Regions from separate parts of the Mus musculus genome. Here regions 1 and 3 are each linked to region 2. Evidence: chromatin loops called from intact Hi-C (ENCODE). Cell type or tissue: gastrocnemius. All regions are shown on one strand.

Evidence for each region. Peaks named below come from ENCODE experiments on the same cell type or tissue, not always from the same donor. Only the 100,000 strongest peaks of a DNase experiment are listed, where the experiment ranks them.
Region 1: it touches region 2 in a loop (4-fold over the local background); 22 of 42 quality-filtered maps call a loop at or near these places.
Region 3: it touches region 2 in a loop (2.9-fold over the local background); 12 of 42 quality-filtered maps call a loop at or near these places.

Annotation. Positions count from the first base shown.
Region 1 is chr13:108,386,175-108,394,174 of GRCm38, forward strand. It overlaps Depdc1b (DEP domain containing 1B), which reads left to right. Exons shown (of 11, transcript NM_178683.4): 10 at 661-846; 11 at 2,367-3,383. The coding sequence ends at 2,528. Among named protein-coding and RNA genes, the nearest start is that of Gm41056, 12 kb to the right of the region's middle. In gastrocnemius, a CTCF peak has its summit at 4,560 (motif pointing right); a DNase peak (open chromatin) is centred at 4,577.
Region 2 is chr13:109,205,911-109,213,910 of GRCm38, forward strand. The region is part of intron 3 of Pde4d (phosphodiesterase 4D, cAMP specific); the gene reads left to right. Among named protein-coding and RNA genes, the nearest start is that of Mir582, 110 kb to the right of the region's middle. In gastrocnemius, CTCF peaks have their summits at 4,702 (motif pointing left) and 7,279 (motif pointing left); DNase peaks (open chromatin) are centred at 2,888, 4,696, 6,240 and 7,360; H3K4me3 peaks cover 1,516 bases; H3K27ac peaks cover 1,343 bases.
Region 3 is chr13:108,719,024-108,727,023 of GRCm38, forward strand. All of the region lies in intron 1 of Pde4d (phosphodiesterase 4D, cAMP specific), which reads left to right. Among named protein-coding and RNA genes, the nearest start is that of Pde4d, 69 kb to the left of the region's middle. In gastrocnemius, a CTCF peak has its summit at 3,395 (motif pointing right); a DNase peak (open chromatin) is centred at 3,410.

The sequences.
Region 1 (8,000 bases), 820 kb before region 2:
CGCTGGCAAACACATATTCTTACTAGTGCTTTACTTTACCATTTTTCCTCCTAGTATTTTTATGAGTCAGACTTTTGATGAGTAAGATGAGATGCCTCCTCGGGTCTTCACCAGGAAAGACTGGAGCAGGAGCTGGTGCTCACGTACTGTGTGCTCACGTACACAGCAGGCAGAATTACAGGAGCTCCGTGCTTTGGAGGATCGAGGGCGGGCTGTGATGATTAATTTCCCTGCGTATAAGCTTGGCCTTGTCAAGGCGGAGGACTTGTGCTATGACTGAATAAACTCAATGAGGACTATACACAGCTCACAGGATCACATCCGGGTCTCCAGGCTTGTCTAGAAAATGCCTCTTCTCACTCAGTAGCCCTTGATTTCTGTTTAAATTTCAGATCTTATTGAAGGGCATGTACAGGGCACATTTCCCTGTTGTTGTTATTGTTGATGTTTTTTTGTTTTTTTGTTAGAATGGGTCTCAAGTTCAGAAAAGTAAAATAATCTCATTTTAAATTTAAAACTGTGACTTTAAATATTATTCTTTTAAAAGTGCGAAACACTTCTTTCCAGTATGGCTTCCCCCAAGCAAACTGAAGGAAATATTCCACTCCTGCCAGGAGTCATGCTGGTTTTGACTTAATCTAATTCCGTGCTTTGTCTCAGATAAAATACCCAGGAGCTGATATGGATATCACTCTGTCTGCACCTTCGTTTTGCCGTCAAATTAGTCCCGAGGAGTTTGAGTACCAAAGGGCGTATGGCTCCCAGGAGCCCCTGGCAGCCTTGTTGGAAGAAGTCATAGCCGACGACAAACTCTCCAGCAAGGAGAAGAAGAAGAAGCTGAAGCAGGTGAGCAGGCTGTTCTTCTGAAGGCGCCTCCCTGCCCTCTTCTCAAGTTGTTCCTTCCATTAGCTCTCCGTTTTTCTGGCTTCATGTAAATCTCTTAGGCATGAGTTTCTGATTTCGGTTCTGCGTCCCAGGAGTTTAGCTACATCGCTTTCCCAGTTGTATCGTTTTTTACATTACTGAGCATTTCTTTTGTAGAGTTTGGTTCTGATAGTTGTCATTTGTTTTGCTGATGGCATGATATGAATCAGCTAAACTTCAGAAACTGACTGGAAGGAAAATATTTAGTGTGTGTGCTCATGTGTGCATGTGCAGTTTCACATATGTAGAGGTCACAACAGCTGTTAGAGTCCATTCTCTCCCGCACCTTGGTGTTAGGCGTTTGCAAAAGCTCTTCTACCTTGCAGAAATTTGTCTTTAGATGGGCAATGTCAGCGTAGTTTCTTGTCTCAGACCTCACTAAGTATGCCAGTCAGCCAAACTCAGTCCCTCCTGAGTGAGGCAACAAGCCAAGGGTTTTAGAGAACAGCTTTCATTTAGAAAGGTGCACTGCACCCCTTAGCTTTTGTCAGCGTGACGGGAAGCCTGATAGAAGCACCATACGGGCTGGAGGAGAGTTCGTTGGCTCTGGTATCAGGGGGCTGCTGGTTGTAGCAGGTGAGGGATGCTGGAGCAGTTGAGTGCCTGGCAGCAAGATTATACAGAGAGGTCATGTACCTGCAGGGACCTGCTTTTCCAGTGATTGACCTCCTCTAGCCAGGCTCTCTGGGAGCTCCTCCCAGTTTTCAAAACCTCCCAAAGTCATTGGAATCAAATATTTGAACCATGGCACCAGGAGGACTTTCCCATCCTTAAAGTCAAGTCTTACTCTGATGGGTGGTGTTTAGTTTTCACTCCGCAGTGCAGGCCAGCCTTTCCCTAGCCATCCTCCCGTCTCTGCCTCCTGAGAGCAGACCTCAACACTCTTGGTCTGTAGTTCCCTGGACAGCTGGATTCCCGACAGGGCATATGTCGGATCATTCCCTGATCACCAGGGCTCTGGTTTCTCTCATTTTTCTTCTGTTAATGTTGGAGGAGAGTTGAGTGGTGAAAAATCAGTGGAAGAATACATTCCCTTCCTTTCCATCGTCCGTGGGGGTAATCCCTCCAGTGCATTCTCTCTTCTCTTCACGGGGTAGAAGGTAGCCGGTGTGTGTTGGAGAAGGAGAGAGATGGTAAGGCAGAGCTGGGCCAGACCTTGTGTAGAACAAAAGTTATTTTAACTCAGACTTACTTGTGGCTGCTGTTCACAGTGAGGGATAGTGATAGTTGATAGGGGAGTGTTTTGAGAGGTTTCCTTACAAGGAAAACTTCATCTGAAGACTGGGTCGCAGGAAAGATGAGGTAGTGCTACAGGCATCAGCATCAAACAGTTTAGCCAAAGCAAAGGAAAGCAGGGACCAGGAACTCCTTCAATTTGGCTGTAATTTTTGTGTTTTTTTGGTGTCTTTTTTTCTTTGGACTCATAGTGGACTCATATTCAGTTTCAGAAATCTTACCCTGAGGTCTACCAGGAACGATTTCCTACCCCAGAGAGCGAAGCACTTCTCTTTCCTGAAAAACCCAAGGCCAAGCCGCAGCTGTTCATGTGGGCACTGAGGAAGCCCTTCCAGCCGTTTCAGAGAACTAGAAGTTTCCGGATGTGATGCAGTGATGGAGCTTGAGAGACCTCTGCGGCAGAGACAGTTTGAGTCAGCAGAGGTTCTGGAAGGCTGGTGTAAACTACTGCAATATGGAGTCTCGGAGCATCCAGCCGATCGCCCGACTCCTCGTGCTGAGCCCTTGTCAGTATTCTGATAAATCTCGATGCTGTTTGTAGAGATGTAAATGAGTGGGTGACTGTGAGTCTCGTGGGTAGGGGTGGTGTGAACAGGCTTGGGTAGGTTACAAAATCTAAAGGTAAAACATTCGTTCCCTTCCTTCTGTTTGTTGTTTTCCACGGTGTGTAAAGTCCTTGTGTGTGCCCCCTGCTCTCGTGTGCGTCTGTGAAAACCAAGCCTAGGAATACTGTACATACTTGAATGAGAACAATCCTGTGTGTGCTGTTACTGTGGTAGCCCTGACCCAGTGCATATTCTGATTTCTCCTGTGTAAGTCCCACTGGTTGTTGTTTGTTTGTTTGTTTTTATTTTTTAATTTCTTGTTTGTTTGGTTAGTGTGAAAAGTCCAACTGTTTTGCACTGTGATTGCCGTGTCTTGTATTGCAGATTTGCCTGTCGCTCTTTGATTACCCGTATGCCGGGCTGGGTCTGCGCGTGGCTGGATGTGGAATGGTGTGCATCTGCCCCCGGGCCCGCAATCCGGGTCTCCGCTAAAGGCGGCAGGTTGAGCTGGATGAAGTCTTTGGTTCCCTTAGACCTGCAAACCTGAATTCAGTCTGTTTTATGAAAAGTATAAAGGGGTTGAGTGAGATGAATTACGTCCTTTATGAATATATTTTCTCAGCTTCTTCATTGTTTTGAAAGTACATGGAATGTAAATAAATACTGAGTTGTTTATATATATATATATATATATATATATATACTATGCCTTGTGTTTTTCTTCTTTGCTATTTATTTGGATAAGTTAGGGAGTCTCCTCAGATGGCTTTGCCAATGTTTTCACATCACTCTGTGTGTGTATCATGAAGGAAGTGAGGTTTATTTTTGGCTTTTGTATTGGCTTCAGGAAAATGTGTCCCCCCATGTCTGTCTGTCTGCCTGTCTGACTCTGTGTTTTTCCCTGCCTCTCCCTTTTTCTTTCTTCCTCTATTCTATTCTTCCTCCTCTTCTCTCTTCTCACTTCATTGTTTCTTCTTTAAAATAGTGGCACATCTGAAACATCTCTGAGATGAATTACCCTGAGTTGATTTGTATGCTCTTGCATTGGAGATCTGCCCCTGTGGCAGAGTACTTTCTATCGCTGACAGAGATTTTGCCCATTTAAAAATTTATAAGTATTCCTGTTCCAGATATGTAATGTGACTTTTAGACTGAGTATTCTTAGACTGGACATTTTGTTGAAGCAAGTATAGTCGTGCTCAGTCCCGCTCTGTGATGGAGAGCTCTTTTGTCTGCTGTATTTGGAAGTGAGTGTGTGTGTGTGCGTGTGCGTGGATGTTTGTGTGACTGCTTTCTGTTTCATGCTTGCTTCTTGAGACATTCGTATGTATAAACACTGTAAGTCAAGTATAGCAGTGATGTTACATAGCAGCAGTGTCCAACGTGGTTCTGCCAGCTAGCAGGTGCGCCATCGGTGTGTGCTTTTTGACTCAGTGGTTTCACCAAAGCTGGCCTTGTTGGGTTTGAGTCCTTGGTGTGTAGGCGAATACTGGTGTCTCTCTGATTACAGTTTCACTCTGATTTTAATATAGCTGTACAGTTTATGGAGTCTTAGACTTTACATTTTTATAAAATTTTAACTACTTCTCATTTATATACACGTACATTCTATGATTTAGAGTGTATTGAACCTCTTTGAGCGTATTGAATCACTTTGGTGATTACTGCTATATTTTACAATTGTGCCACTTAGTTTTTGACAGCTTGACATAATCTTTATTCACCCAGAAAGCAGGAACCTCAGTTGAGGATTTGCCTCCCCAAATTGTATTGTGGGTGTGTCTCTGGGGCATTTTCTTGATTGATTGATTGACTGATTGATGTGGGAGGGCCCAGCCCACTGTAGTTCGTTCCACTCTCCAGCAGGTGGCTGTCTAAGAAAGCAAATTAAGTAGGCCACAGAGAGGAAGCCAGTGAGCAGCATACCTCTGTGGTCTGTGTCAGTTCCTGCCCTGATGTCCCCTCAGTCCCTCTCATGGTGTTTCCAGGACATGTAAGGAAACCCTTTCTTCCCCATGTTGTTTTGGGTCATGGTGTTTACCACTGTAACAGAGAAGTGAACAAAGACACTGTTAGCAAGCCTTCCAGTCATGAACCCACCATTAATTTTTGGTAGATGATAATCTTTACTTTTTTAAATTTACATATTATTTGTTTCTAAGTATTTAATACTTTGAAAAATGTTAGTATCAATATATTTTTTATTCTAAGTGTCTGGAAGCTCTTTTGCTTCTGTTTGTATGGATTATAAACCTGGGTTTTCTTACTGACTGTTTGTGACCTTGCTATACTTTCTCATTAATTCTAAATAGTTAGTGTGACATCTTTGTTTGCTTTTCTACATTTCCTACAGATTAGCAAATAATCAGTTTTTGGTTTTCTTTTTTGTATTTGAGCTATTCTCAGTAGTCTCTGTTTTCTGATTCTTAATTTTGAAAACAATTACATTTGTGTGTGTGTGTGTGTGTGGTGTGTGTGGTGTGTGTGGTGTGTGTGCGGGAGGGCTGTCAGTTAGAGGGCAGCTTGCAGGAGTCAGTGGGTCATGGGGATTGAAAAACTCAGGTTGAGAGGTCTGGCAGCATCCCGCCTGTCCCTGTTAAGCCTTTTCTCCAGCCATGCTTGATAGCTAATGCTTATGTTGTCTCTTTTCCTTGAATGTGGGATAAGGAGAGGCTCAGCATGGGAGAGCTGCTTCATCTTGTCAGTTTTAGGACGCAAACTCAGACAAATGGCTGAGGAACCTAGTTAACATACCAAAGCAGACCTGGCCAGCTCTTCCAACATCCCTCAGTTCCTACCTGTTACAGGATATGGTTGGCACACCCTACTCTAAACTTTTCCAGAGGGGGGTTGGGCTGCCCTTCCCTATATAACCCAGCCATTTTGTCTACGGGCCTTTTGTTTGGTCCACCCTTTACCCTCCTGGCCTCTTGGTCTGGCTCTCTCCTTTCCCCCTCCTCATATGCCCTTGCTCACATGACCCTAGCCTCAGGGTCCTGCTTAGTCTGGACTCTCCCAGATGTCCCTGCCACCGGCTATGCTCTCCCTTTTATCTACAGTAAACCTTCTCCCCAGCCATACCTATGAACAGTCTTGTCCTTCCGTCCTTCCTCCCTCCCTCCCTCCCTCCCTCCCTCCTTCCCTCCCTCCCTTCCTCCCTCCCTTCCTTTCTTCTCTTTTTCATTCAGTCAACAGCCAGTGGAAATAAGAGGCCTGGCAATAGCTTTTAAGGCCTACCTTAGTCCATTTTGAGGTGATTGGCCCTAGCTGAATTGCATTCTTTGAGAAACTCAAGAGCCAAAAGGACTGAACTAAGTTGGATTTTCAGACACAAGAAACTATTATATGGTATGTATGTATATGTATATGCATTCATAATAAATAACTTGAGGTGTAATTTTTACTGCAGTAATTGAAATGATATGTTTAAGTCCCACCCCAACTCCCCAGCCCCTGTATATTGCTGAACAGAGATAACACCTGTCACTATTCTTGATTTTAAAGGGAAAACTTTTAGGATACTAAAAAACTTTTAGAGTATTTGTGTATTACTTTTTATCATAGTAAATTAAGGTTTATTTTTTTTTTAAATTACCTTTTCATGTATATGCAAGTGTGGTAGAATATGCCCACTGGTACTGGCAGGTGTGCATCGTCGTGGAGGCCATAGGAAACCTTGAGTTGTTTTCTCCATTGCCCTCCACCTTGTTCTTTTGAGACAATGTGTCTTACTGGACCTGGACAAAAGCTGGTAGCCAGCAAGCCCTTGGCATCCTCCTGTCTCTGCCCTACGCCCCAGCACTGAGGTTGCAAACAGGCATAGCTTTTCATATGGGTGGTGGGATTTAAACCCAGCCCCTCAAGTCTGTGAAGCAAAAGGCCTTCTCTAAGCCATCTCTCCAGCCCCGTGAACTTTCTTTCTCTTGCACATGGGGCATATCCTAGTAGTGAATCCAGCATTGAATCGAGTGGAGAGTGGTGCAAACGCAAGTCACAACACATCATAGTATACATTTAATACATGGCTAGATTCTTTAGTTAACATGTTGTGTGTGTGTATTTGTTTGAGACATTATCTTGCTGTGTAGCCAAGGCTAGTCTTGAGTATGCGATCCCCCTGCCTTTCTATTCCATGTGAATATTTTACGTCATGTTGTGGAACACAGTGCTCCCTTATGAACACTGTAGTTCGTCCCTTCTCCCCGCCCCCCAACCCGATCAACAAATTTTGCTTTTATTTCTTAATCTTATTTACTTTTTGACAGTGTGAACCGAAATGTGCTGGTTGTGTGGCTTGTTTGTACATGCAAATCACTCTTCTTTGATCTCCTTTCCTCACTCCTCCTCAATACTGCTTCCCTCTCTTGCTCCCTTCCTCCTCCTAAATTGCCCTCTGCTTTCATGACTTTCATGGCTTTCATGACTTCATACTTAACATCACTTTCTCTTGTTCCCTAACCCCTGTTTGGATTGCTTTCATTTCTACTTGCATGTTTTACACATACGCGTGCATACACACACACACACCTACCCATGTATGTGTGAGAAAACACATTTTTTATCTTTCAGTCTTCCCTCTTTCACTTGACATAATAGTCACAGTTTCAACTGTTTTCCTTTGAAAGCTATAATTTTGTTTTTCTTTACAGTTCAATAAAATTCCATTGTATGTATACATGCCGCATTTTCTTTATACATTTATATGTTGAAAGACGTCTAGTCCCGTCTGTATCTTACCTACTGTGAGTAAAACGGCAGTACACATGGGATGTGCTAGTATCTGGGTAGTTCGCTGACTCACAATCCTGTGTTGCAGTGCTCTAGCTGTATCATGTAGGAGTTCCTTTAGTCTCCTTTGGGGCCGATAGAAACGGTTGCCACCAGTAGCACCAATTTACATTCCTGTCTCTTGTGATTTCGTCTCCACTTCTCTACATCTACCCCTCCTTAGCATTTCTGTCATTGGGTCTTTGAAATATTTGCAGGCTGTTGCCTGTCCACCCTACCCGAAGTGTGTATTCAGTTTATCAGGCCAGGCTTTGATTAGATGATTGAGCTTTGACTTTTCATGGTTGAAACTCTCTACAGACCCTAGACAGTGTTTCCTCACGAAATGCTGTCCTGCCGAGCTTTCTGTTGCTGTGGTAGAACCATCATGATGGAAAGCAGCGTGGGGGGGAAAGGGAGGCCCATCACCTCACCTAAGGAAGCTAAAGCAGGATGATTTGAGGTTTGAAGAGCATCGGTGCTGTCTTCAGTAGGCAGCAGGCACGTTTATAAGTTCAGCAGAATGAG
Region 2 (8,000 bases):
TTTTTCACAAGAGAGAATGTTGGGATAGCAGGCTTCCCGAAGCTCACACAGTAATCATGTCACACATTTCCTCCCCACAATGGAGACTTCATTTCCCTATGTGCTCAAGTGGAGCAGCCTGCCCAGTGCCCTTGAAGGCAAGGGAATACTGGGACAACCTGACTGTTAAGTATTCTTAAGTCTGAGACGGAAGCATGCCCCCTGAACAGATGTCAGCTCAGCATCTCTCCTTGAAAGGGTCACTCTGGCCACCCTGGGTCACCTTGGCCACCCTCTGCATCTCTCTGCCCTTTATGCTTCCGACTTTTTCTTCAGATCATGAATCGCTACTAGACTATGTTATGCGTCTTCCGGCTGTCAGAAGAAAACAGCACAAACTGTGTACACATTCAGCTGCAGACATCTATTCACATTCCAGGAGGTTGGCAAGTCCAAGATCCATGCCAGCATGGCTGTGATCTGATGAGGGTTCCCTTCCTGACTAGTGGAGAGCTACCTTCTTATTGCTTCCATACATGAACTGTGCATGTGTGTGTGTGTGTGTATATGTGTGTGTGTGTGTGTGTGTGTGTGTGTGTGTGTGTGTGTGTGTGTCCTGGCAAATGAATACCCCACCCTTATGACCTCATTGAAACTCCATCACGAATGGTTCTGGTGACAGAGAAGGGAACGTATTCGAACCCATGATAGATCTTGACTCGCAGCCCTGTGTAGAAAGGGCATCCTAGGGTCTCTTCCCTGTCTCCCCCCAGGACAGAGCCTATTTAGGGTAAATGCAAGTGGAAGTACAGGCTGCCGTGTTGTAAAATAGCATCACCAATAGCCAACATCAACACTAATATTCCCAAGAAGAGCAGAAGAATTAGGATTTCTGTTTGTAACATTGGATAAAATGATCAATGCTTCTATCAACATCTATTTATTACTTTTTAAAATCTATTTATTTATTTATTATTTTTAGTTTTTAACGATGAAGTCTCCCAGTATGGCCTTGGTTGGCTGTCTTGGAATTCGTTATGTAGACCACGCAGGCCTCAGACTCAGAGAGGTCCGCCTACCTCTACCTCCTAAGCACTGAGATGACAGAAATGTCTTGCCACACCTGGCTAGATGTCTGCTGTCATGTTAACTGCCTCGTTCACATGGCTATTAGTGGGATGGTGGCTTGAACCTTCTCTGCCTTTTCTCCGTCACTTTTTTCTCCAAGAAATGAGCACAAAGAGAATTCTTATGAGTGGATTAACAATGCTACACACAAAGAGGCTTACATATAATAAATAAATAAATCTTAAAAAAAAAAAAAAAAAAAGAATGCTCTTGAAGAATTCAGCCTCAAGTATAGGGGCTGGTGAGATGGCTCAGTGGGTAAGAGCACCCGACTGCTCTTCCGAAGGTCTGGAGTTCAAATCCCAGCAACCACATGGTGGCTCACAACCATCCGTAACGAGATCTGGCGCCCTCTTCTGGAGTGTCTGAAGACAGCTACAGTGTACTTACATATAATAAATAAATAAATCTTAAAAAAAAAAAAAAAAACAAAGAGGCTACATTTGTATCAACGATAAACAGTTGAGGAAAGGTTAGTGAGTTATATAGTTGACTACAAAGATTAAAACAAATCCCAAAACTAAGAATTCATTGTGCCTTCTGGTTAAGTCAACAAAGGTTATTGGTTTTATGAAAATCTCAAATGCTTAGATGTTTTAGTTTGAATTTGTGCTCTCTCATATATTCTCTTTGGCTTGGCCCTCAATTCAGCATATTCACATATGAGACTTTGGGGATATGATTGAGTCTTGAGGGCTCTGGCGTTATCTGTGGTGCATACTGCAGTGGACTTACAACGTGAGAGAGAGCCTTGCTTGAAGGGATGGACCCTTTCAGGAGTTTACCCCACTGGAAGACCACTGGTGGCCAGCCTTTGAGAGTCACATCCTGTTCTCAGATCTTGTCTCAGGATATCTCTTTCTGACATCCTAGAGAGAAGTACCTACCTTCACCACACATACTAGGCCAGTCTCTTCTGCCTCACCTTGGCCCCACAATAGTGGAGCCCAGGTACCGTAGACGGAAACTTCTGAAAGCAGGAGCTAAGGCAGAGCCTCCCTCCTTTGTTTCTCAGGCATTCTGTCAACAGCAACGATAAGCTGACTGAGACAGGACCATGCCTAGCTGCACATCACATGCTTGGTAAACATTTGCGCTAGTGGGAGATCTTTTGAGGTTTAGCTTAATGCACGTGCCGCTTGGTCACACGCGCACGCACACACGCAGGCGCACACTTCCAAGAGGCTTTCTGTCTCTCTCTGAGTGTGTTCTTAGTGAAAGGAATCTAAATGTTGAAGGTTATTTTTATGGACTTGGAATATTTCCCAACTGTCTAAATAAAATGAAGTTATTTCAGGTCTCGTTCATGAACAAGTGTTGAGCAGGGCAGAGCCGAGGACAGCCCAGACTAGAAAGGAAAGGATTTATGCAAGTTGATGCAAGTTGTTCTTAACAGCCAGGTGGCTAGATACAGGCCTACTGTGTGTCAGCCACTCCCAGTGCCTCTTCAGCCTGGCCATGCTCACAGCCTGCCAGGGCCTGGGATGCAGCCGCAGCCAATGGTCTGATGGTAGAGTCACTAACAATGGCTGATAACGGCTTAGCACCAATGTCTGCTCTAAGTATCTCATACGTAAGAAAGGATTTAATCCTTATATGTATCCGATCCCACCATTGTGCCCACTGGAGTAGTGTGCAAGCCAAGGAAGAGAAAGGTTAAAAAAACATACTTCATATCACACAGCTCAGAAGTGGCAGAGGCGACTAAGAGCACGCCAGGGGTAGCGGGAGCTCTCGTGGCTCCTTTGTGTGCTACGCGGCGTTGGCGGGAACCAACCTGATCCCCCCTAGAGCATCATTGGCTCGCTCTCGTCTGTCCAGTAACCACGTGCTACTTCAGCAGTTGCGCAGTGGTTTCAGGCACCCGTAGGGCGGCCACTCAGCGGCAAGCTCTTCCTCACTGTTCTTCCAGTTCCCCACACCTTTTGGAGAGTGTAAATTCCTTTGTTCATTTTGGTTTTAAGTTCATGTAGTCATTTGGATGAGATTTAGGATGTCACCTCTCTCCCACTGTCCTCCTGCTCAGACACTCTTGTCCACCTGTCCACCCCTTTCAGTTCCCCGGGTTGCAACTCAAAGGAGGGCAGCGGATCTTGTACTTCTGTTGATCTTCAAGAGATTCATTGTCCATCACTCCCTCTGTGCTTCCCTAGTGCTGAGAATTTCCCCACAGGTATCTGCTTCCTTCAGAAACACTGCTTTATCTGTAACATCTCTCACTTGCGTTATTAGTTAGGGTCTATACAGAATAAATGGAGTATGTAGCTAAGACTCTAAGGACTATTCTTGGCTACATTCGCAGTCCTTTCTTGCGAAAATTATTACCGTGGTTCTCTTCAGCAATTCTTTTATTGCTAACAACCCTTTCCCAACTCTGCCATGGTTTTACGTCTTCCCATTGATCTGAGCCTGAGGACTTCTCCCTTACACTCCAAACTCTTTTCACCACACTGAGAACTAAATCTCCAAACAAAAGCAGGCTTTCCCACATTGCACATTGTGGCTTGTCCCTGTAGAGAGCCCTAAGCACCTTGCTTGAAGCTCAAACGGAAGCCACGCCCATCCTGTGGCTGGGGACCCAGGCCATTTCCTTTGTTTGGTATAACTCTCAACTAGAAGCAGAAAAACAAACAGTTGTGTCCCCTGCCCTCTGAGTTCATTCCCAACACCGACATTGCCCTCCAAGATCATGTCCAACACCGAAGTCTCTGGGTATGGTTTGAATGTCTCTCCCGTTGGCCTCATATGTCTGGGTGTGACTCACTGGAAACGACAACAGACAGTGACTTCATCCAATTCCTGATACACATTTGAGGAAGCAGGTACTTGTGGCTGGCCAGTCCTGGATTGAAGTTTCTTTAACTGGAATTATTATTTCCATGTGGCTCACTGAAAAGTATCGTAGATCTAGTGCAAAGGTCAACATACCTCTTCTCTAAGAGGGCCTGATCATAAACATTTTAAGCTTTGGGACTAAGGAGATCTCTCAGTTGGTAAAGTGGTTTCCAAGCATGAAGACTTGAGGTCAAATCCTAGAACCCATATTACACCAAACAAACCTAAACTGGACACGTGGTATAGGCTATGCTTGTAATCCTGGTGCTGATGAGGACAACTAGTTAGTCACTCTAGCCTGCATAAGAGGGAGCCCCAGGTCACTGAGAGACCCCCATCTCAAATAACAAAGTAGTTATGCTTGAAGAATGATGGCCATGGTTATGTTCTGACTTCCACATGCACATTTACACATCAGCAATAGTAACATAAACACATAAAAATCAGATGGATGGATGGATGGATGGATGGATGGATGGATGGATGGATGGATAGATAGATAGATAGATAGATAATAAAGTGTGTGCTTTAAAAACACAGTCTCCAAGTCTTTAACTGGCTAACTTGATTCTTTCCTGAGTCCTGTAGCTTTAATTGCTCTTGTTAATGAGTAGAACTGTGTGTCTAGCTTTGTGTTATCCCCCATGACGTTTTTTTCTCCCCTCGTTGGACTGAATTTCAGAATTTTAGAGGCAGTTTTCAAACATTTCAACTGTGCATCTGCTCCATTAGGTGACCTGCAGTGCCGCCCTGTGGCCAATGTGATGTCTGCAGCCACAGTCCTTGGTTGAAACTGGGATTCAACCACTTAGATTGTAACCAAATACAGGTTATCTAGAAAATCCACACAGTTTACTTTTGCTAAGAATGGGGGGGTCACTTTTTGCGCACTTTCCCAAGTTGCTTTATTGAATATTATATTTTTACTCCTTGCCCTACAGTCAGATAGTCAGATTTTCTCATCATTTGTGGGAAGAGGTACCTAAAAACAATTTATCACCCTAGAAATTATTACAGCAAATAAATCTACCTTTTAGAGTAATTATTAAGATTGATTCTAAGTTTCTGGTAAAAAACTAGCCAATAGCTGTGGGTGTGGGGTGGGAGGGAGTCTGTGTGTATATGTGTATGTGTGAGTGTGTGTGTGTGTGTGTGTGTGTGTGTGTGTGTGTGAGTTGGATGGTAAGATGTGATGAGCTATGGAGGTAAACACTTTAGTTCATCTCCACAGTTGCTCCCTGATACTAACCTTTATGATCTATGCACACATGTGTTTTCTATGCTTTGGGTGGGGGTGGGGGGGAGAGTCAGTGTCTTAGCAGTGTCTTAGGGCTGTAGAACCAACATCAGCAATGCTCCTCCCATTACTATACAACAGGACTGGTCCATTAAAAGGCTGGCCTGCTGAGTGACTTTTACCCAAACTCTCTGCTGCTCTAAAGGAGGCAAAACCAAACCAAACCAAAAACCAAACAAACAAAAGCAACAGCAACAACAAACAAGAACAAAAATCATAGCGGTGCATTTAGCAAAAAACCAGTAAGCAAGCATCAAAACAGACTGTGACTGGACCAGAAGTAAATACCCACGAAGAATCACTTAAATACAGACAGGTAGTGCTTAGTAATAAATCACAGACCATCTTAACAGCAAGCCTTACAGGCGTAGAAAGGATAGACGAGTTCACTGTTATCAGAATTTAGGAATATTACATCATGTCACAGGGTGAACGAACTGCAGCTTAACCCAGCATGAAGGTGAGCAACGTTCAGCACTTGCCCTCTGGTATTTCTCCTGCTATTGCCTGGGAGAGCCACTTCAGCTGCTAATAAGAGGGTGCTTCCGGTGCCTCAGACTGTATGAGAGATCACTTATGGGGAATGGGGGGTGGGGGAGAAGAGGCAGCCAAAGGGAAACTCCTTGGGGCTGTTAAAACCATGCTTTCTAAAGTCACACGCGTGAAAAGAAATGGTACAACCAGAAAAACCTGTGACCAGGTGACATAAGGGACAGTCGAGCACCTATTGGAACAGGATTTAGCATCCCCCTATGCCTGGCCACAGGGATCGGGGAAAGCATTCTGCTTTCCAAGCCTAAAGTCTTGGAACTCACCCAGATCTAAGGGAGTGGACATCTAAACGTGAGAAATCCTTTTGCAAACGGCTCAGGAGCAGCGCCCCAGTCACTGCAGGGAGGTTTGGTTATTTCTGTTTGTACAAATGAGAACTGCGTGAGAAAAGCCCCGCGCCTTGATGGGGGATACTTAGGAAGGGGCCACACGGGAGAATCCAAACCGAAACCTCTGGGGCTGAGGTTCCCGCAGTTCTCATCCGGACCCATGGCTTCCCTGTTGCCAGGGAAGAGGCTGGCTCAGGCAGGCAGATCATCTATGGGAGAGAAGATGACGCTCACTGTGCCTGAGGTCAGGACAGCCGATTGCTTTTTGGATAGCCTGGACTTCTGCGGCAACATTTGTGCCACAGGAAACAGTGCCGTTTCCCTTGAGGCCAAGTTCCCCTTAGCTCTGTCGGTGACCTTCACTATCCATGGCTTACCATTCTCCAAATCCCTCCTAACTACCCCCCACTGCCTCTTTCTTGCCACCTTCTTTCCCAATTATGCGTTTGGGGAAAGAGGCCCTCTTACCAAGTGAATCCGTTGCCACAGACATTAACACAGCCTCAGGTATTTAAGGTCAATACGCACCAAAAATGTTCCCACGTTTCACTGACCAAGACCATGCATCAACCTTGACCAAAATGCAGGTTAAGTTGGGGAGGTTAGAGGGCAGAGTAACCAGGAGAATGGGGGAAAGTCCTCTGTGGATCTGATGTGGTGACACGGGGGCTGACCGATAAGGAAGACGACACCAACAGGATTCAAACTAATGGAATCCAATCAGTGGGCACTGACTCCAGGTGACGATTCTTGAGAGCTGAGTTAGAGCTGAGGCACTCCGACAGGCTTTCATTTGCTAGATAGTTGCCACTTTCGTGCTCGAACATAAAAACCAACCGTCATTTTACAGTTTGGCAATGTTTGACCTGCGTTAGTTTAGTAGTAACACCCAAAGGATAAATAAGCAACAAAGAGTGGGAACACTTCTGCTCTACACCCCATGTCATGGCTACTAGCAGCAGCACACGCCACTGAATGTCACTGATTGGGAACTCTGGAAAAGGCTGTAACGTCCCCACCTACCCACCACCCACCCACCCAACCCACTGAAAGCATTTTTATGTTAGCCCTTGAACGCCAAAAAGAAAAATAAATAATAAAATAAATTTAAAAGCGTCGCTTTAATGTTTCTAAGGCTTGAGCGACACCTAGTGGTAGTCTACAAGATTGCTAAAGCACTGTAATAGGGTTTGGCTAACTTTTTTCGTTGTTTTTCTTTTATTCTCTCATATATTCCACCCCAGCTGTAGTTCTTGCCCTCTCCCCTCCCCCAGCTTCCCACCCCCTCCACCTCCCTCCTCTCCCAGATCCTCCACACCCATTCCCCAGCCCAGCCCCGCTGTACACACACACACACACACACACACACACACACACACACACACAGAGAGAGGGTTGGATGATGCAACCCAGTAGGAAGAGGGTCCCACAAGCAGGCAAAAAAGTCAGAGACAGCCCATGTTCCCATTGTTAGGAATCCCACAAGAACACCAGGCTACTCAGCTATAACATATGCAGCTGACCGAGGTCAGACCTCTGCAGACTCCCTGATTCCTGTGAGTCCTGGTCAGGGCTATATTCTTGCGGTGTCCCTGACCCCTCTGGTTCCTCCAATCCTTCCTCCCACTCCTCCTCAGGACTACCTCATGTTTGGCTGTGGGATTCTGCATCTTCTCCCATCAGTTGCTGATGAAGTCTCTCTGATGACAATTTTAAAGCCTATGAGTAGAAACTACAGGGGGGAAATGACAGGTAAATTGGGCACAGATGGACTATTCTCAGCCTGGAGCTTGCAACTCAAGAGCATTCACGTATCATTCACATATCAAAATTTCTCTATATAAGACATTTACATCACTATTCATAGCACTAGCAAAATT
Region 3 (8,000 bases), 490 kb before region 2:
CTTTTTGCTATTTAGCATTTGTCTTTCTATTATCTAAACATTTTGATTCCTTATTAGTCAATGACTAAAGGTCATAAAATGACCATTTTTCCCAGAAAGTACTGAGAGCATTGGTATATTATTAACCTATCTAATTTAGCAATTCAGGAAAAATCAATTCAACAGCATGAGATGAAATATAGTCAATAAAATTGTGACTCACTCTACAGTGATTTAAAAAGAGAAAGACTGGATACATCAGTCTGGCCCATTTTTAGCTGGGGTTTTCCTAATTCCTTTTGAGGCCATGGAAATTTCTATTAAAATGGAAATAATCACACATTTAATTGCAGTTCCAAAAATTTGCATTCTTGGATAAAACTGGCTTAAGCCCTGTCCTACCATTTCTGTAATTGCAGTACTGCCTACTGTTAATTTGCATTTTAATTAAGCTTCAAACATTTAACTAGAGGATGGTCCAATAGAAAATCCTATAATGATTTCAGTAATTGGTAGGCAAGAGGTTTTTTTTTCTATATATATATATATATATATATATATATATATATATATATATATATATATATATATATATATTGCTATTTTAGCAGAGAGAAATCTGCCCAGCATGGGTGGGGAAATGCTGATAACCTTCAAACCAGGCTTTTTACTTTGGGACTGTGATGAGAAGAACTTGAGTCAGGAATGGAGCAATGAGAAGAGATTGATATCGAGGGACCTCAGTGATATCAAGGATCACTCACATTATTGAAATTTATGCTCAAACCTCTCACCATTTGGGGCAAAGTGTCTTATTTTTCCCTTTTTTTTTTCTTTTTTGAACTCCCTAAGATACATTTAATTCAGATATACAAGACCTGACATTTGTGATTTTATGTCTTCAAGGCCTGATAGAAGCAGCCTATAGTGGTTTTGTTGCTAACTCACAGATGTAAATGTTAAGAACATTTTCCTAATCTATTTCCTTTAAACTACTTTGGGGAGGGTCATGAAAGTAAGATGGCCTACTCTAAAGTAAGATGGCCGACTCTCAAGTAAGATGGCCAATTCTCAAATGATCTGCACTTAGAAGAACCTTCTTTAAAACTTTGCCCCTTCTTAGAATTGGGAACAAAACACCCATGGAAGGAGTTACAGAGACAAAGTTTGGAGCTGAGACGAAAGGATGGACCATCTAGAGACTGCCACACCCAGGGATCCATCCCATAATCAGCCTTCAAACACTGACACCACTGCATACGCCAGCAAGATTTTGCTGAAAGGACCCTGTTATAGCTGTCTCTTGTGAGTCTATGACAGTGCCTGGCAAATACAGAAGTGGATGCTCACAGTCAGCTATTGGATGGAACACAGGGCCCCCAATGGAGGAGCTAGAGAAAGTACCGAAGGATCTAAAGGGGTCCACCCTTTAGGTGGAACAACAATATGAACTAACCAGCCCTCTAGAGCTCATGTTTCTAGCTGCATATGTAGCAGAAGATGGCCTAGTCAGCCATCATTGGGAAGAGAGGCCCGTTGGTCTTACAAACTTTACATGTCCCAGTACAGGGGAATAGCAGGGCCAAGAAGTGGGAGTGGATGGATAGGGGAGTGGGGCAGGGGGAGGGTGTGGGGGATTTTCAGTATAGCATTTGAAATGTAAATGAAGAAAATACCTAATAAAAAATTGGAAAAAAAAAAAAAACAACCCTTGGAAACAGAGTGCTTGTGTCTTCAACATGATCCAGGAGGAGAGTTTAGTGGGCACAGCAGGTGTTTATTCAAATATAATTACACATGTTTCTTCTGTGGTGAGTCAGTATGTATAGTTTATGATGAAATTAACAGTCTATAATGTGGTTCTGTAGAAGGAATTCTCAGAAATACAAGGCACAAATGTCACAGGTAGTGGAGCTGAAGTGCTAAAGCCAAACAGCCTTACCCCAACTCAATCTCTGATGTACTTGTTAGGATCATGGTCATAGTGTCGGTAATAAAACCAGCCTGATCCAGGAGTCAGCAAAGCTGCCTGTGTTCTCTGGAGGAAACCTGACTAATTGTGAATGAAAGTGTTCGAACCACAGTATGATCAGACACCATCTGTAGAATATCTAGGGTGGTTCTTAAACTTTTCAAAGCAAGCTTTTCTGAGTGATGATCGGTTTTTAAATGTCTGATCACACCAGGATTTTCCCATAAGATAAACTGCCCAGTTATGTACAAAGTTCATCAGAGTCAGTAAACTTTGTGTGTGGATTCCCAGTTCACTTGTTTTTAGCTCAGATTTTACTTGTGTTCAGCCATGAGCTAAAAATCACCATCTGTCCATTTTATTTTATCTTGTTTTGTTTTGGCATGTGTAGCTATATGAAGGGCTAATCAAAGAGACACAGAAACTTCTTGGGGGAGAAAATGATATTTGCAATTTGAATCTAGAAATCTTCTACTTAGCACCAAGTGATACTAATAGGCATGTAACAGATTTTGAGGCCATAGGTAGATAGATGCTGACTACCATGCTGGGAGTAAATGATCATTTAAACTTTTACAGTAGGTGTTTGGTGTTAGATCATATATTGAGGAAGAATCATAAATACACACACTCGGTGATATTATCCAGGAAGAATGTGACACTGAGGAAAGCCATGCCTAAAGATCTCAGGGAGAAAATACACGGACCAGCTAGTGTTAGTGTAGTCTTACATGCCCACTGTATGCAAAATCAGTACAGTTTAGAGCAAGCCAAAAGTTGGCAAGGCTAAGACAATACTTTGTCTTTCAGAATCTTCCAATCAGTTCAGGAAACATGATGCTATTTAAACATTTTAGTTAGCTCCAGGTACAGCAAAATCCTTGTTAAATAAGTAAATGGATAGATACTCCCTGAGAGTTCAGGGGCATCTCAGAGGAGCTATTTGCATCAAATGCTTACTTTTGTGCAGAAGTTCATACATAAAAGCAAGGCTATACAGCAGTCAAAAGTTTTAAGGGGCCTGTGTCCAATGAGGACTAGAGACATCTGATTTAAGAACTTAGCCATTAGAAATCTAAGGGATATGACTTAGAAAAAAATATATATAAAAAGACTAAGAATGTTAAGGTGAGGGAGGTAATATATTGTAAGAAAGATATAATTTCAGCAGCATTGGATGTTTATATTAAAAAATATGACTGTATGTGCATGTAAAAATTGTGTGTGTGTGTGTGTGTGTGTGTGTGTGTAAGAACTGTGTTCTATTTTGGCTTAAAAATGTATTGTTTTGAATTTTGTGTTTACTGATGCATTTCTACGTGCCAAGCCTTAAACTAAGTGCTAGATACATGGAATATCCACGAACTTCAATCGATTTTTTTATCTTCACAAAGCTTTGGGGTAGTAGAAGAGATAGGAGCAGTAGTTCTCTGAGACCTCCAGGGGGTGCCTCTTCTACACAGCAGCACCTAGTGGTGGCGTTCATCTCTGGCATCCTCAACCCAAATGATGACTGAGTGGACTGCATATCTGTCAGAGAATCCATTTGCTCACAGAGCGTTAATATTTTACTCTGTGTTACAGGTAGACTTTCTCTTAGATATAGAGTTTCTGACAGCCATAAATCTGGCTCTTAGTATTCTTGGTGTCTAAAATAGCACCTTGCACATAGAGCAGGCACTTAGGACCAACTTTTGGGATTCACCTAAAATGTTTGCTTGATGGAAAAATAAAACATGTCTCACAGACAGCTGTGGCTATCAAGGTGTCCCGAGCCTCCTTAGCTACTCACTTAGAACCTTTATAGTTGGGCCATGTGGTTGAGGCCTATGGCGGAGGCAGCTTACAATTCATTTTTGAATTATGAAAATTTGGCTGGCATTCTATAATGTCTAACCCTTCTGTGGGTAAACTTTTTTCTTATTAGTTAGAGCTAAATATCCAAAAGCTAGTTTGTTACTTAAAAGTATTTGTCACAAAGTCACCGTTTGCTCCAGCCCCACGTTCAATTTTTTTGCTCATTCCTACCTAACACCAAGTCAATATTCAGAATTGCTTAGGAGCCTTCTTATTTACCTCAGCGGTAAACCCCATTACCTTTTTAAGTGATTGTGGAGCTGAAGCAAATGGTCCGTGAAGCATATTAACAAAACTGAAGGCAAACATCTCATGCTTAAATAGATGCCATGACAGTCAGCGTAACGGGCTGGAATTTCATATATACCTAGTGAGGAATCACACCTCATACCCATATCGTATCATCCTGTGGATGCCACAAGGATATCAAGGGCAGATGTTCTGCGTACATCTTACTTCAGCTAGGAATGTATGAGAATTTTCAAACAAGTATCTCTCTGTGGAGAACAAGGGCCTTGGGCAGATGCAGTAAAAGGAGCTCCAGAGTGGCTTCATTTCTCGTCGCGGGTGGTCTTTGGGGACGTTAGTTCTTTACACACCAGCACTTAGGTATCAAAAATTGCTTGTCATGTTTCATGGGAATGCATAGCCATATAGGTCTCCCTCGAGTGGGTATACCTTTCCCATGTCACTATAGAGACAGAGTTGTTCTTCAACTTCTCGAGCACTTTCTACTGTACATTAAACAGATGTGTTTCCTGAGGCATTGGTCTGAGTTCATGGTGATCAGGGGTTATATGGGCGCCCTGTTTCCTGAAAGCTCCAGTCATCGTAGTCACACAGACACGAGCTAGTTCTCTGCAGTGTTTAATCAGGGACAACGAACATCCCCCGTGCCTCTTGCCTGAGCACTGTAAAAGTATATTAAAAAAAAAAAAAAAAAAAACAGGATTCCTGCATCCCAGGTCCTGATGAGTGTGTCTGAATCCATTTTTTCAAGCAGAGTTTGGCCATCTGCTTTTCTTGGAAAGAGTTATTCCCTTGTCAACATTTGTACACAGAGAAGGAAGGGGAGTTCTTAAGGCTCTCTTACTATGATCTATCCTTGATGAGCTTGGGAAAGTGTAGGCAGTGCTTTACTTCATGCTTTTGAATGGTGGTCAGTCTACCTATTGCTTTTTTCTCACCCTGGTAGTGTTACATGTATCTAATTATCTAATTAGTTATTTAAAACTCTTCCTCTGCTACCCACTGCCCCACCCTAGTGCCTTATTTTCCTAAACTCTGTTCTCTTCTTCTTAAGCTCCAAAATGTACTTTTTAACTTTTTTTTTTGACAATTCCATATATGAGCACTGTATTTACATCATTTGCCTCCCTCTCTCCTTTTCAACTCCTCCCATGTACCCCCGATCTTTTTCAAATTCACAATCGGCTGGTGTCCTGGTCCTCTGGCTCTAATATTCTTTCTTCTTCCTTTTCTAAATAAGCAGGGCTCTCAAAAAAAAATAGCAGAACTCCTTCTATCTATTGTTCTTTTACCATCTGAATGCTAAGCAGGCAGATCTTGCTCTTCTGCACATTCAGAAAGCGGTTCTTCAGTACATCTGGGCCATTGTGGTTCCTCTTCTGCTGATGCACATTTACAGGACCGCCAAGTACAGCTCTACCTGCTCTTAAATTACATAAAGTACTTTATTATCATATAAACTAAAGTGACACACACAAATTAAGAAGAAGCATTCTTATGAAAACTAGAGAGCATGTTACTCAGGTTTTCTCAAGAATAGTTGTTGAAGTAGCTGTGAGTGGCCAGTCACAGAACACCGAGGTAGTATTAAAAGAAAGAAAAAAATGGCAAGCTCTGATTGCCTCTCAAGTGTCTTACTTCTCATTTCAGAAGAGGCAAAGTGCAATCGTAGATGATGTGCAGTGGATGTGCCTTATATTAGATGCTATTGAAATCCAATTGGAGATTCACACTCAAAGCAAGGGCGTGGCCTCGAATCAAGTGTGTAGGAAACTACATCCAATTAAATGTTTGGACAGCTAGACCTGAAAGGGACTCTCAAGGCTGTCTTACTGTGATCCTTCTTTGATGAGGTTGGGCAGTTGTGAACAGCACATCATCCCATGTACTTGGGTGGCAGTGAAGTACGGCTGGTAGTCATGATTCTAAAGGATAGATAAGGTATGTGTTTTGAAGATTCCACATCTCCATTTGTTTAATAAACTAGCCATCTGCTTACTAAAAAAGAAGAGTTCTGACCGAGGCTACATTTCAAGCCACTAGCTCTTCTTTTAGGCAAGGAAAATTGAGAAAAACATTAGAAATTCATGGAGTCCTGATGCCCGAATGATGGAGAAAGCTCATCAGCTTACACCTTGGTGTGAACTAAGGAAAGAAGCTCCCATAAGTGCAGGAACAAAGGCATGGATGGGCATGATAGCTTATTATCATAAGGTCTTGGAGAAATGTCAGGAAAGCCTTGCAACATTTTATACCTGTGCAGAAAGTTTTCTCAGAAACTGCTGACCCCAAAGATAATCTCGTTATGAAGAAGCATCTCACAGCAGAAATATAATCTCATTATGGAGAAGCATCTAGCAGCAGAAATATGGGTTACTGTACTTTTTCATTATTACATGCGCGAAGCATCAATGAGATCCTCAAATTTCCTCGAGAGCAGGTAATAGTCTCCTTGATAGCTTGAATCCTAACTGGCAATGTATCTGAAACAGGTGCTGAGTACCCATAGAATAATGACATGTTCCCAAATGGCTTCTTTGCATAACAATTGAAGCAGAAATAGCTCACCTGTGAGAGTTTGTTGAATTGTATCTCCCCTTTCCATTTATTGAGCTCCCTATTGTAGTGAGCGCTGAGTATACTATCATGCTAACATATGACTGTTTTGTATTCATTCATTTCTCACAACTGAAGATGAGGCAGGTTTGCTTTGGCAATGAACTTGGCTTGGTGTTTGTGAGATTTCCACAATCCTACTCCTGACCAGCAATTTCATTTTTCTATGAGAGGTTGTTGACAGACTTTCTTTTACCCCCTTTACACTCAGCAACAGCCCAGAGTTGAACTGATGAGACAGTCTGGCTCCCTTTGTGAAATTTGGTGCAGACCCCAGGCCCTGCTGTGATAGAAACCCATCAAGCCCAATATTTTATGTCTTTTTCCATATTGTAGCTCCCATGAGGTAAGGTGTTAAGCTACATTAAGCCCATAAAGAGAAATTTGAGTCCATGATGTGTAACTTTCCCCGAACTGTAATTAGCATAATCTGCTTCTAGAATTTTCTAACTGATACTTGAAGAAAAGAAGTTATCAGTTCTCTAACTTATAATTAGTGTTTAACATAAAAACTTTTTAGAACTCTCAGTACCTCTTATGAAACTTTGTAAGAGGCTCTAATTGTATGCAAGATTATATCAAATGACGGGGAAGCAGACAGCTCGTGAAGCTAAGAACATAAATATAATTTCTAGCATTGATAGGAAAAGCTTATTTTGAATTTCAAAGTATGAGTAAAAACTGAAGTTGAAATTTGTTGCACGACAAAGATATCTGAGAAGTTTCCTGCAAATGTAGACACTAAGCATTGCATTTAAAGAGCTCTTATGTGCTAGGTTGAATTATGGTCCTAAGGGAGATAGACCTATGGCCTAACACTTGGCACCTTTGAATATGACCTCCTTAGCAAGGGATCGTTGCATAAATAATGAAAATCTTAACCTGAGACAGAACCCAGATTGCATGGATGGGTCCTAAATTCAGGAAAAACATCTTTGAAAAGGAAAGAAGAGGAGACATAACATCTGAGGAGAAGATCACCTGGGTGTAGACACTGAAACTGGAGTTGTAACTGAAGTCACTGCACGCTGCACTGTACCAGGAGCAGAGGAACGATGCTTTAGAGCCTTGGCACTAGACCCAGACCCATATAAAAATAAAGTGTTACATTAAGCCATCAGCTTGTGATCAATTGTCTCACACCCACTGGAAACCAGAACACTATGGGTCAAAGAACAAATGAAAAGGAAAAATTCAACCAAATGTAAGTTCGTGAACAGAAGAACAAGTTTTGTTGCTTACTAATGAGTCAGGATCTAGGGCAATTTCTTGACACTAAGTGTCTGTATAAGGAGGAAGAGACATCTGCAATTCAACCTCACATTAT